Linked DNA regions of Homo sapiens: all the other regions are linked to region 3. A link is a contact called in ENCODE Hi-C or POLR2A ChIA-PET data. All regions are on one chromosome and are shown on one strand. The core of a region is the stretch at or near the end of the contact, and the rest is flanking DNA. Distances in the headings are between cores, read along the strand shown. Region 1 overlaps MYO1E (myosin IE). Region 2 holds the start of CCNB2 (cyclin B2). Region 3 holds the start of MINDY2 (MINDY lysine 48 deubiquitinase 2).

The links. A loop is a pair of places that touch in the nucleus more often than their neighbours do. ChIA-PET counts read pairs that join two places held with the same protein, here RNA polymerase II (POLR2A). Pooled maps may share reads with other maps.
Region 1: a pooled map shows a loop between it and region 3 (4-fold over the local background). The contact joins the enhancer-like site here to the promoter of MINDY2 in region 3. A Hi-C loop is called at or near these places in 2 of 50 pooled maps. POLR2A ChIA-PET finds 5 or more read pairs at or near these places in 2 of 52 experiments (HepG2 and naive thymus-derived CD4-positive, alpha-beta T cell).
Region 2: a loop to region 3 is called in a map of B cell, with 3 times the contacts of the local background. The contact joins the promoter of CCNB2 here to the promoter of MINDY2 in region 3. A Hi-C loop is called at or near these places in 3 of 168 maps with a recorded cell type or tissue (B cell, CD4-positive, alpha-beta T cell and CD8-positive, alpha-beta T cell), 2 of 37 single-sample maps with no recorded cell type and 11 of 50 pooled maps.

The regions. Positions count from the first base shown.
Region 1 is chr15:59,235,438-59,238,759 of GRCh38, reverse strand. MYO1E (myosin IE) reads left to right here. Exons shown (of 28, transcript NM_004998.4): 5 at 2,088-2,175. Among named protein-coding and RNA genes, the nearest start is that of LDHAL6B, 30 kb to the right of the region's middle. Within about 2 kb of position 1,444, at least 4 of the 41 ENCODE cell types and tissues checked have a DNase peak (open chromatin) inside an H3K27ac peak, as active enhancers do.
Region 2 is chr15:59,103,804-59,106,889 of GRCh38, reverse strand. It overlaps CCNB2 (cyclin B2), which reads right to left and starts at 1,744. Exons shown (of 9, transcript NM_004701.4): 1 at 1,598-1,744. The coding sequence starts at 1,621. RefSeq lists an enhancer at 1,932-2,221.
Region 3 is chr15:58,769,457-58,772,616 of GRCh38, reverse strand. MINDY2 (MINDY lysine 48 deubiquitinase 2) reads right to left here and starts at 1,315. Exons shown (of 9, transcript NM_001040450.3): 1 at 382-1,315. The coding sequence starts at 1,221. MINDY2-DT (MINDY2 divergent transcript) reads left to right here and starts at 1,643. Exons shown (of 2, transcript NR_135474.1): 1 at 1,643-2,230. RefSeq lists a silencer at 1,361-1,640 and an enhancer at 1,453-2,378.

The sequences.
Region 1 (3,322 bases), core at 195-2,694, 470 kb before region 3:
TCTCTACTAAAAATTAAAAAATTAGCTAGGCATGGTGGTGCACACCTGTAATCCCAGATACTTGGGAGGCTGAGGCAGGAGAATCATTTGAACCTAGGAGGTAGAGATTGCAGTGAGCCAAGATTGTGCCACTGCACTCCAGCCTGGGTGACAAAGTGAGACTCCATTTCAAAAAAACCATTCCTATACCAGCCTCCTAACAAGTAAGGAATATTTCTTTTTCCTTGTCAATTTGTTTTTGCCCATACATTATTTTCACATAGTTGTAAACTTGTTATAAATATAGTATCTTCTATTCACATTACCACTTAACTTAGGCTGCATTATCTTTATGTTGCTACATACTCTTTGTAAGTACTTCAAATGCCTGTGCAGTATTATATTGGGTGGTTGTGCCATTGTAAGCTTGGACTTTCCAATATTCTTGAATGTTTACATTGTTTACAACTTCTAAAATGGAGTTTCATTGTTGCCAAACCGTGTAATTCCAATGAGAGAGTGTGTGTGTTGACCCTGGATCTAGTAAATACATCATCTGAGTATGTCAACCATTTGAAAAGATAATTTCCCCATGGAGTTGAATTTGCCCGACCTAGTTGCTGCCTGTGAGTAAGCATGTCCTCTGGAAGAGTGTGACACCTCGTCCCAGGCTTGCTGGTTTTCTACTTGCTACTGTAGCTTACGAAATTTCAGTTTGGTTTTCTTATTCATGTGACCAGGAAGCCAGGAGCATAGCACTAGGATGGTGAGTGACTTGCATAGGTGGGTTCAGACTTTTGCAGGTCATGAGCTCTGAACAGAGGATGGTTCCCGCCTCCCCATAATTTCTTTAAAACCGTATTATTAGTTCAAGGAAATTCAGCAAAGTTCTGAGTTTCGCTATATGGCCAGCTCAATTCTCTGTTCATTTGTTTCTTTTGTTTTGTTTTGAAATGTAAAATTATTTCAAATTTCAGTTTCCTTTTGGGAATAGGAGTGTCACCTTGCTTGGTTGTTCCCCAAGCAAATGTTTTCTCTTTCCTTGAGTAACTCAGCAATCGATAACAATTAATTTGGGCTGGATATTCATAGAAGAACATTTGCTCTGCGCCCTAAAATTTTTTATCGCGAAGCGCGAACAAAAATATTGTCCTATGAACTTGTAGCAGTCTGCATTTTTCATACTAACTCCCACCATCATTTTATATGATATGGGGTTCTTTAATTCTATCCTGGTAACACAAAGGGTACCAATAGAAAGATGAAAAATCTGACTGACTTAAGCATGTTTTGAATTGAGGTCATTATCAATTCAGGGGGATTTTGTAGGAAGAATGGGGATTTTGAAGAGCAGACTATATATTATTAACAAAAGGCTCTCCCCATGCAGGAAGGCTACCCAGCGGAAGGTGGCCTTTGTTACTCCGGATGTGATTAATATTGCTTCAAGGTTTAATTTTAGAACTTCTAAAATAAGGAAGCTTGCATCAATTCAAGGCACATGGTTTGAAACCTCAGAGTGCCCACTTTTTCTTTTCTTTTTTTAAATTACAAAAATAGCATATGCATTATAAAATGTTTGAAAACTAATGAATTAAAACAAGTTTCTCTAGTCTCTGGCTTGACCAAAGCCTTTGTTAATATTTTGTGGTAGTTCCAGTCTTTTTTTTAAGAAAAAAAAATTGTAATCATGTTTTGTATATAACTTGAATGACTTATTTCACTTAACATGATTTCATTTGCTTGTTTCCTGTGTTTACAGTCTTCATGTCAGTTGTAATTTATGTAGAATTCCACCCTTGTGATACTCCATAATTTTCCTAATCATATCCCCCATTATTGGGCATGTAAAATGCTTAATGGTCAGTGGTGTGCACAGTGGTAATTATCCACACCATGTTAATCCGGCTCACACGGGTCACATGGGCGACCTAATCCTGCTGTAACTTGCCTTTCTCTACTGGTATTGTACTTAAAAAAAAAAATTCTTTTCTGCCTGTTTTTTTTGTTTTTTTGTTTGTTTGTTTGTTTTGTGTGATGGGGGAGACAAGGAAGGGAGCTGGTCGCAATCCACTTCTCAGGTGGATTCTTTGTCTGTCTTTCTTTAGTGGTGAAAGTGGTGCTGGAAAAACAGTGGCTGCCAAATATATCATGAGCTACATCTCCAGAGTGTCTGGAGGAGGGACCAAAGTCCAGGTGAGTGGGCAGTGGCCCATTATGATACCTTATGTTATGGGAAATGTAAGAGGCTCCATTTGCTGTTAGAAAAGAATTTTTCTTCCACAGAAAAGACACTGGTTCTTCTATAACTGTGAAACTTGAAATCTGGAATGGAAAGGAATAGCATATGTATGTGTGTTTGTGTGTGTGTGTGTGTGTGTGTGTGTGTGTGTGTGTGTGTGTGTGTGTGTATATATTTTTTTTTTTTCTTTTTTGAGACAGAGTCTTGCTCTGTTGCCCAGGCTGGAGTAGTGCAGTGGCGCGATCTCGGCTCACCACAACCTCTGCCTCCCGGGTTCAAGAGATTCTCCTGCCTCAGCCTCCTGAGTAGCTGGGATTACAGGTGTGCCCCACCATGCCCAGCTAATTTTTGTATTTTTAGTAGAGACGGGGGTTTCACTATGTTGGCCAGTCTGGTCTCGAACTCCTGACCTCAGGTGATCTGCCCTCCTCGGCCTCCCAAAGTGCTGGGATTAAGGAATAGCATATTTTAAGGTAGATGTGCCTAATATATAATGAACTCCTACAAATCAATAAAAAGATCAGCAGCCCAAAAGGAAAATAAACAAAGGACATGAAAGACAACTCATAGAAAAGGAAATATAAATTACTCACAAAACATGAAAGTATGTTCACCATCATGATAAGAAGAAAAATGCAAATTAAAACTGCATTAGAAAACTATTTTTTGCCTATCAGATTGGCCAGAATCTTACCATGTTTTAAACGCTTGATTGGTAGGAAGTAGGGACACAGTTGTTCTCATACATTGCTGGTAGGAGATGAACTAGTACATTTTAATGAAGAACATTTCAGCAAAATCTGTTAAACTTACACATGTATGCCATTCGACTCAGCAGTTCTGCTGAAAAGAATTTATTCTTTAGATATGCTGAAATGTATACAAAATAATACATGTATAAAGTTATTTCTGTCAATTTTGGTAATGCAAAAGACTGGAAACAACTTAAGTGTTCATCACTAGGCAACTGGTGAAATAATTTGTGGTTCTTTATATAATAGAATATTATACAGCAATAAAAATGAGGCTTCATGTACCGATTGTACTGATAGAGAATGGTCTCCAAGATGTATCATTAATTACAAAAGACAAGGTTCAGAA
Region 2 (3,086 bases), core at 495-2,994, 330 kb before region 3:
TAATAGTTAATAATAGGTCTGGTTGTTTAAAAACCAGATGTTTAAAACCTAAACTAGCTTTGATTCTTATGCCATTTCACAAATAAGAAATGCTCCTGTATGCATGATCTTTTAGAACTACAGCTTTTTAAAATGAGGTTGCCATAGAATGGATTTTCTCTTATATTAAGGACATTTAGAATGGAAGTAGTTTTCTTGAGTAATATAGTTTTAGCTCCCAAACTCAGGGAAGGTTGGAATTGTATGAAATAAAAATTGTCAGTTGACCTTAACCTGCTTTAGACATAATGTGCTTGGAAATAAAACTTGCTAGGAAAAGCAACTCATACCAAAAAAAGTTTATTATAGAAGTGATAAACATTTCATTAAAAAAGAAAAAAGCAAAAAACCAGCATGTCCTATCCCTGAGAGTTCAGGGTCCCGACTCTAATAAAACTCCCAACAAGGGGTTTGAGTGGATCTACCAGGCAGAGAGAGGGGCCAGGGAAACTCAAGCCTTCCCTGAACAGAAAGGTTTTGACTATTAAATAACGTTATAGAATACATTATTATAAAAAATTACTTGTCAGTTGGACTTAGATCCACAAAAGGATATTAATTAAATGCTAAATGTATTCAATCTATTAGGATTCTCAAAAGTCACACTTCAATTTCTTCCAGCAGCAACTGCCAATCTGAAAAAGTGTTTGAAAATGTAATGCTTATGGGTAGAAGCCTGGTAATGTGACTCAATTTAAATTCATCTGGATAGGAAAATTGGCAGCTTTTATCTAACCTTATAGCCAAGATGATGGAACTCAGGTGTGTCAGGGCCCTCTAGCTTTCGGCAAAGGAAAAAAGTAGGTCCCGGTACAATTCAAGCCCACAGGAAAAATACCCAAAACACCATAACACTTTGATCTCTGCAAGGATGAAATAAATGAATTTGGACCCTTTTCTCTCAGTCTGCCACATTGGTCCAAATTATATTCAAAAACCTCTGTTACATTTGAGTAAAGAAATTAATTTTTTAAGGGGACAAACCCATTTATTAGTGAACGTAGCATGGAAGACTTAGCGTGCCGAAATAAATGGGAAACTCATACAAAAAGAAATGTGAACAATCTGAAAAACAGCCTGGCAGTTGCCTGATGAAACACGCCGTACACTTTACTGCCTACAGAACCCTTCCAGTCCTCCTCCCAGCCGCCATCACAGGTCCCTTAGTTGGCAAGGAGTTGTAAGAAAGGGGGAGGGAAATCCCAGGAACGTGGAAGTAGATAACTCTCTAGCAATGAAGAGCACTCGGGGATCGCTCGCTGAGTACTAGGCCTAGTGCTCTGGGGGCTCACTTGACAGGCGCCATCTCGGAAGCGCTTTCCTACACTTCTCCCACCCCGGGGCAGGGAGGGGTTAGGGGAGGGCGGAATCCAGACGGGGAAAGGCGGGCCGGAGAGGACCGGCCGCAGGGCCAGGGACGCGGGCGAAGCAGTGAGCTCCGGAGAAGAGAAAAGCAGCCCCGGTTGGGACGGAGAAGCTCGGAGCAGATGAGAGAAGCGACAGGGGAGCTGTGGGGCCGACGGACTCGCCTCTGAGAGCGGTCCCCGGGCACACTCACCGTCGGGCGTCGGAGCAGCGCCATGAGGGACGGGGAAGGCAAGAGTGCCAGCCCGGCCCAGGGAGGGACGCGGACTGAAAAGGGAGGACACTAGCGTACGAGGCGCCGTTAGGACTGCTCTCCGAGCCCGCAGCGCTGGGGATCTTCGACGCTGTAGCCTTGTTCCAGGATTCAAATACCGCGTCGCTTGCGCCCCATTGGGCGGCCCTGCGCACGGGTCGCTGTTCTCATTGGCCAACACAAGATGCACTCTCGCACTCTCATTGGCTGAATTTTCTTAGACACGTTTGATTGTCACAACAGCCGGTTGGGGTGTTTTTTCTGCCTACAGTCTTTTAAAAAAAAAAAAACCCCAGTCTCTGAGACAAACAAAAAGGAACTGTCTCATTGGGAAAGCAGACGTAGGACGCCTCTGAATTTTGACAAGGCCTCATCTACGAATTTCTCTCGACGTTTGTAGTGGGTGGGCGGAAGTTGGTTGGCCTTTATTCCTCTTCTGGTGTGTTGGGGTTTAAGTTGTGTTGGCCTGGGTGCAGGAACCGGCCCCTCCGGGTTGCTCAGGGATGCAGTGTGTTAGGTGGTTGAGATGCAAAAGTGTGCTTAAAAAAAGAGAGAATAATGGCGTTTACTCAAAAACCCAAATTCTCAAGTAAGGCAAAAAAAAAAAAAAAAAGATAAAAGAGATTTGTGTGACTGGTGATTCATGTAAGTTCTCCATTGTATTCCCAACACCTAGTACATCGTTTGTCGTATATGGTTGGTGCTCAATAAATGTTCGTCTAATAATCAGCCCAAGCAAAGAATTCATGTCTAAGACCCCAAAAGCAAATGCAACAAAAACAAAAATACATAAATGGGACCTAATTAAACTAAAAAGCTTCTGCACATCAAAAGAAATAATAGACAACCACAGATTAAGAGAAAATATTTGCAAACTATGCATCGGAAAAAGGCCTAGTGTCCAGAATCTAGAAGGAACTCAAATCAGCAAGAAAGAAAATAATGCCATCAAAAAATGGGCAAAGGACATGAATAGATATTTCTCAAAAGATATTCAAATGGCCAACAAATACATGAAAAAATGCTCAACATCACTGATCATCGAAGAAATGCAAGTTAATACCACAAGGAGATACCACCTTACTCCTGCAAGAATGGCCATCATTAAAAAGTCAGAAAAAAAGGCCGGGCGCAGTGGCTCACACCTGTAATCCCAGCACTTTGGGAGGCCTGTTGGGCAGATCATTTGAGCCCAGGTGTTCAAGACCAGCCTGGGCAACATGGCAAAACCCCGTCTCTACAAAAATACAAATATTAGCCGGGTGTAGTGGTGAGCACCTGTAGTCCCAGGTACTGGGAGGGGGGCGGGGGGCGGGGGGCGGGGGGCCGTGTGTTGGGGCAGGAGGATCCCTTGATCCCATGAGTCTGAGGCTGCAGTGAGCCATGATTGTGCCACAGTACTCCAGCCTGGGCAACACATTGAAACCCT
Region 3 (3,160 bases), core at 66-2,565:
TAACTTCTGAAGATTACTTTCTCCAATTCTTCACTTTTTTGCATATGTGATAAGGTCAGTAAGAAAATGTAGGAAATTATAGTTTAAAATAATCATAAGATTTAAGATGCTCTAAGTCCTTCTTGTTTCTAAGTGTATCAACCACAATTGAATGTTGAACTCTTAAACACTACAAGAGAAGACTGAGGTTAGGGGCAATTCTTTTCGATATATGTATAAAGGAATATTCCTTCAACATGGAAGTCTTGGAATGAATTTCATGTAAGAAGGGGACTGATGAATGAGGAAAGAAAGGAAGCCATCACCTGACATGCAGCAGCTCCCTCACCCCGTTTTCCTCCACCCCAAAAGCTGTAGGAAGTAGAAAGCTGCAGAATGTACCTTCCAGGCCAGGAGCAAAACATTGAGGATGGCCAGCAAGGGGCAGGGTCCGTTCTCATTCTGGGTGATGATGGGTGTGTTCTCTTCCTTCCACTGGATCCACTTGATGTGATACACAGATTGTCCCGGGAAGCGTTCCTTGGAGGCCGCCAGCACCTGAGCGGTCTCCTCCCCCTCCTCCTCCTTGCACAGAGGAACAGCCCCGGGCAACACCGCCGCGCCCTCCTCCTCCTCAGGGACCCTGTTCTCCGCTCCCTCCTCACTATTGAACTCGCAGCTACTGGGAAAAGAATGCAGGTTAGAGAACGACTCCAGAGAGTCCAGGCTCGGAGATTCCCCAGGAGGGCTCGGGTCGCTGCAACTGCTGCTGAGGCCGCCGGCGCTGCTGGGCTCTTCGGAGCCGGCGGCGGTCAGTTCTGCTTGGCAGGTGCCGGCGAGATCCGGGCGGGCTCCCGCGTCTCCGGCGGTACCCAACTCATGACCCACTCCGGCCACGGCTGTCTCCGGGGAGGCGGTCACCTTGTACTGCCCTCTCAGAGGCGCCTCGGCGGCAGCAGGACTCTCCAAACCACTGTCCTTCAAGTCCAAACCCGCGGAGGAGCTGCAGGGTCCGGGAACCTCAGGAGAGCCCGCGGGAGAAGCCGAGTCCGGGAGGCTCCTCCTGGCGGCCGCCGCCCCCAGCCCATTCCCGCCGCTGGTCTCCGCCGCCCATACCCCAGGACCATCACCAGCGGCGAGCCTGGTCTCCTGTAGCCCTTCCTGCGAAGAACCTGTCCCTGACGCTGGCCCGGCCGCCACCCCGTGTTCTAGCGGCTGCAGGCTCTCGGGGCTGCTCTCCATACCGGGCCGCCCGCCCCCAGCTCTATGGAGACCGCGGCCACTTCTCCGCAGCCAGCGCCTTGGACGCCATGACAGCTGTATTGGCAGCAACAGCGCCCTGGCGCGGCCTCGGTCAGGCACGTCACCGGGGAGAGTACTAAGAACGCGCGCGGGCGCGCGCTACCGCTCTGTCCGTGCGCTCTGAGCTTGCCTCCGCCTGACTGCGCGCTGAGAGGCGAAGGCGAACCACTCAGCAGCCGCCCACGTGGCCCAGCCCTTTCCGTGCGTCCGACCGAGCTCGCTCTCGGAAGGCCGGGCGTGGAGGGCGTGGCTAGGAGGGCGCGGCCGGGGGGCGCGCCCCCGCGGCTCAGCTCCAGTAGGAAAACATCCTCTCACTATGTGGCCGGAAGTTGAACTCCCGGGCAGCTCCCTTGTGTGCGGCTTCTTTAAAGGGAAGGCAGGAGGCGGACAGCTTGGCTGTGACCCTTTAGCGCTGGGTCGCGTGTGGCCCACCCTCGGCCTGAGGCATTGTTGGGTGGTTGGAGGTGGTTGTAGTATTTGGAAAAGAACTTGTCCCTGAAGGGCTCAGGGGACTTGGTTTCTCAGCTCCTAATATGGAAAATTAAGGCATTTCTTACGAGATGCAGATTTTAAAGCAGGCATATCTACTCGACGGCTTTGGATTACTGCACTGCACAAATTCCAGTCTCTGTCGGTTTTGGCTGAGAAGAGCTGTGCTTCTCACCAGCTACTGGTGAGACATTCGCCCTACAGGAAAGGGTCGGTATGATTGTGGACATTGACATGCGTAGCAAAAGAAAGTGGCTAATTTGCGCCAATAATAATAAATTAGCTTGTATTTGAATTAGCCAAGTCTTTGCGGTTTTGCTAACTTGGCTTCACTTTGCATGGAGTGGGAAGCGCCTGCTTCTGAAAAGGTGACTTTTTTCCTAATTAGAATGGACTCCTCTTAAGGCCATGCAGTTTTCAAAGAAGAAAGACAAGCTGGACGTTTTGTTAGTAACAAAATGTATGTGGGTCCTATTCTAACTTGTTACAGAAAAGGGCTTTTTCCCCCATCTTTTTTCTTTCAACATTTTCTAGGCTGTTGGGGATAAAAAATTAACGAGACAGGTCTTCCTTCGCAGACATATAAATACCTGATACATAATTAGAATGTGATATTTTTGCACCTCTGTTGGTTAGAGAAGGCAGACAAGATTGCAAAGTAGTATTTCATTCATTCCTTTAATACATTTTAGTACCAAGTAAGTTGCTGGATGCTGTCTGTCACTGGAGATGCCATAGTGGATCACGGAGCTTATATCTTCATGGAGCTTACTGTCTTTTTTTTTCTTATTGCTATTTTTTAATACATACTTATATGTTTTTTTGTTTTTGTTTTTGCTTTTGTTTTTTTTTTTTTTTGAAACGGAGTCTCTCTCTGTCGCCCAGGCTGGAGTGCAGTGGCACGATCTTGGCTCACTGCAACCTCCGCCTCCCGGGTTCAAGCGATTCTCCTGCCTCAGCCTCCCGAGTAGCTGGGACTATAGGCGCCCGCCACCATGCCTGGCTAATTTGTTGTTGTTGTTGTTTTTGAGACGGAGTCTTGCTCTGTCGCCCAGGCTGGCGTGCAGTGGCGCGATCTCGGCTCACTGCAAGCTCCGCCTCCCGGGTTCACGCCATTCTCCTGCCTCAGCCTCCTGAGTAGCTGGGACTACAGGCGCCCGCCACCACGCCCAGCTAACTTTTTGTATTTTTAGTAGAGACGGGGTTTCACCGTGTTAGCCAGGATGGTCTTGATCTCCTGACCTCGTGATCTGCCCACCTCGGCCCCCAAAGTGCTAGGATTACAGGCGTGAGCCACCATGCCCGGCCACACATAATATGTATTACATATAATACATGAATGTTGGATACTTATATTCTTGTTTACCTGAGAATGCAGAAGACTGTGCCC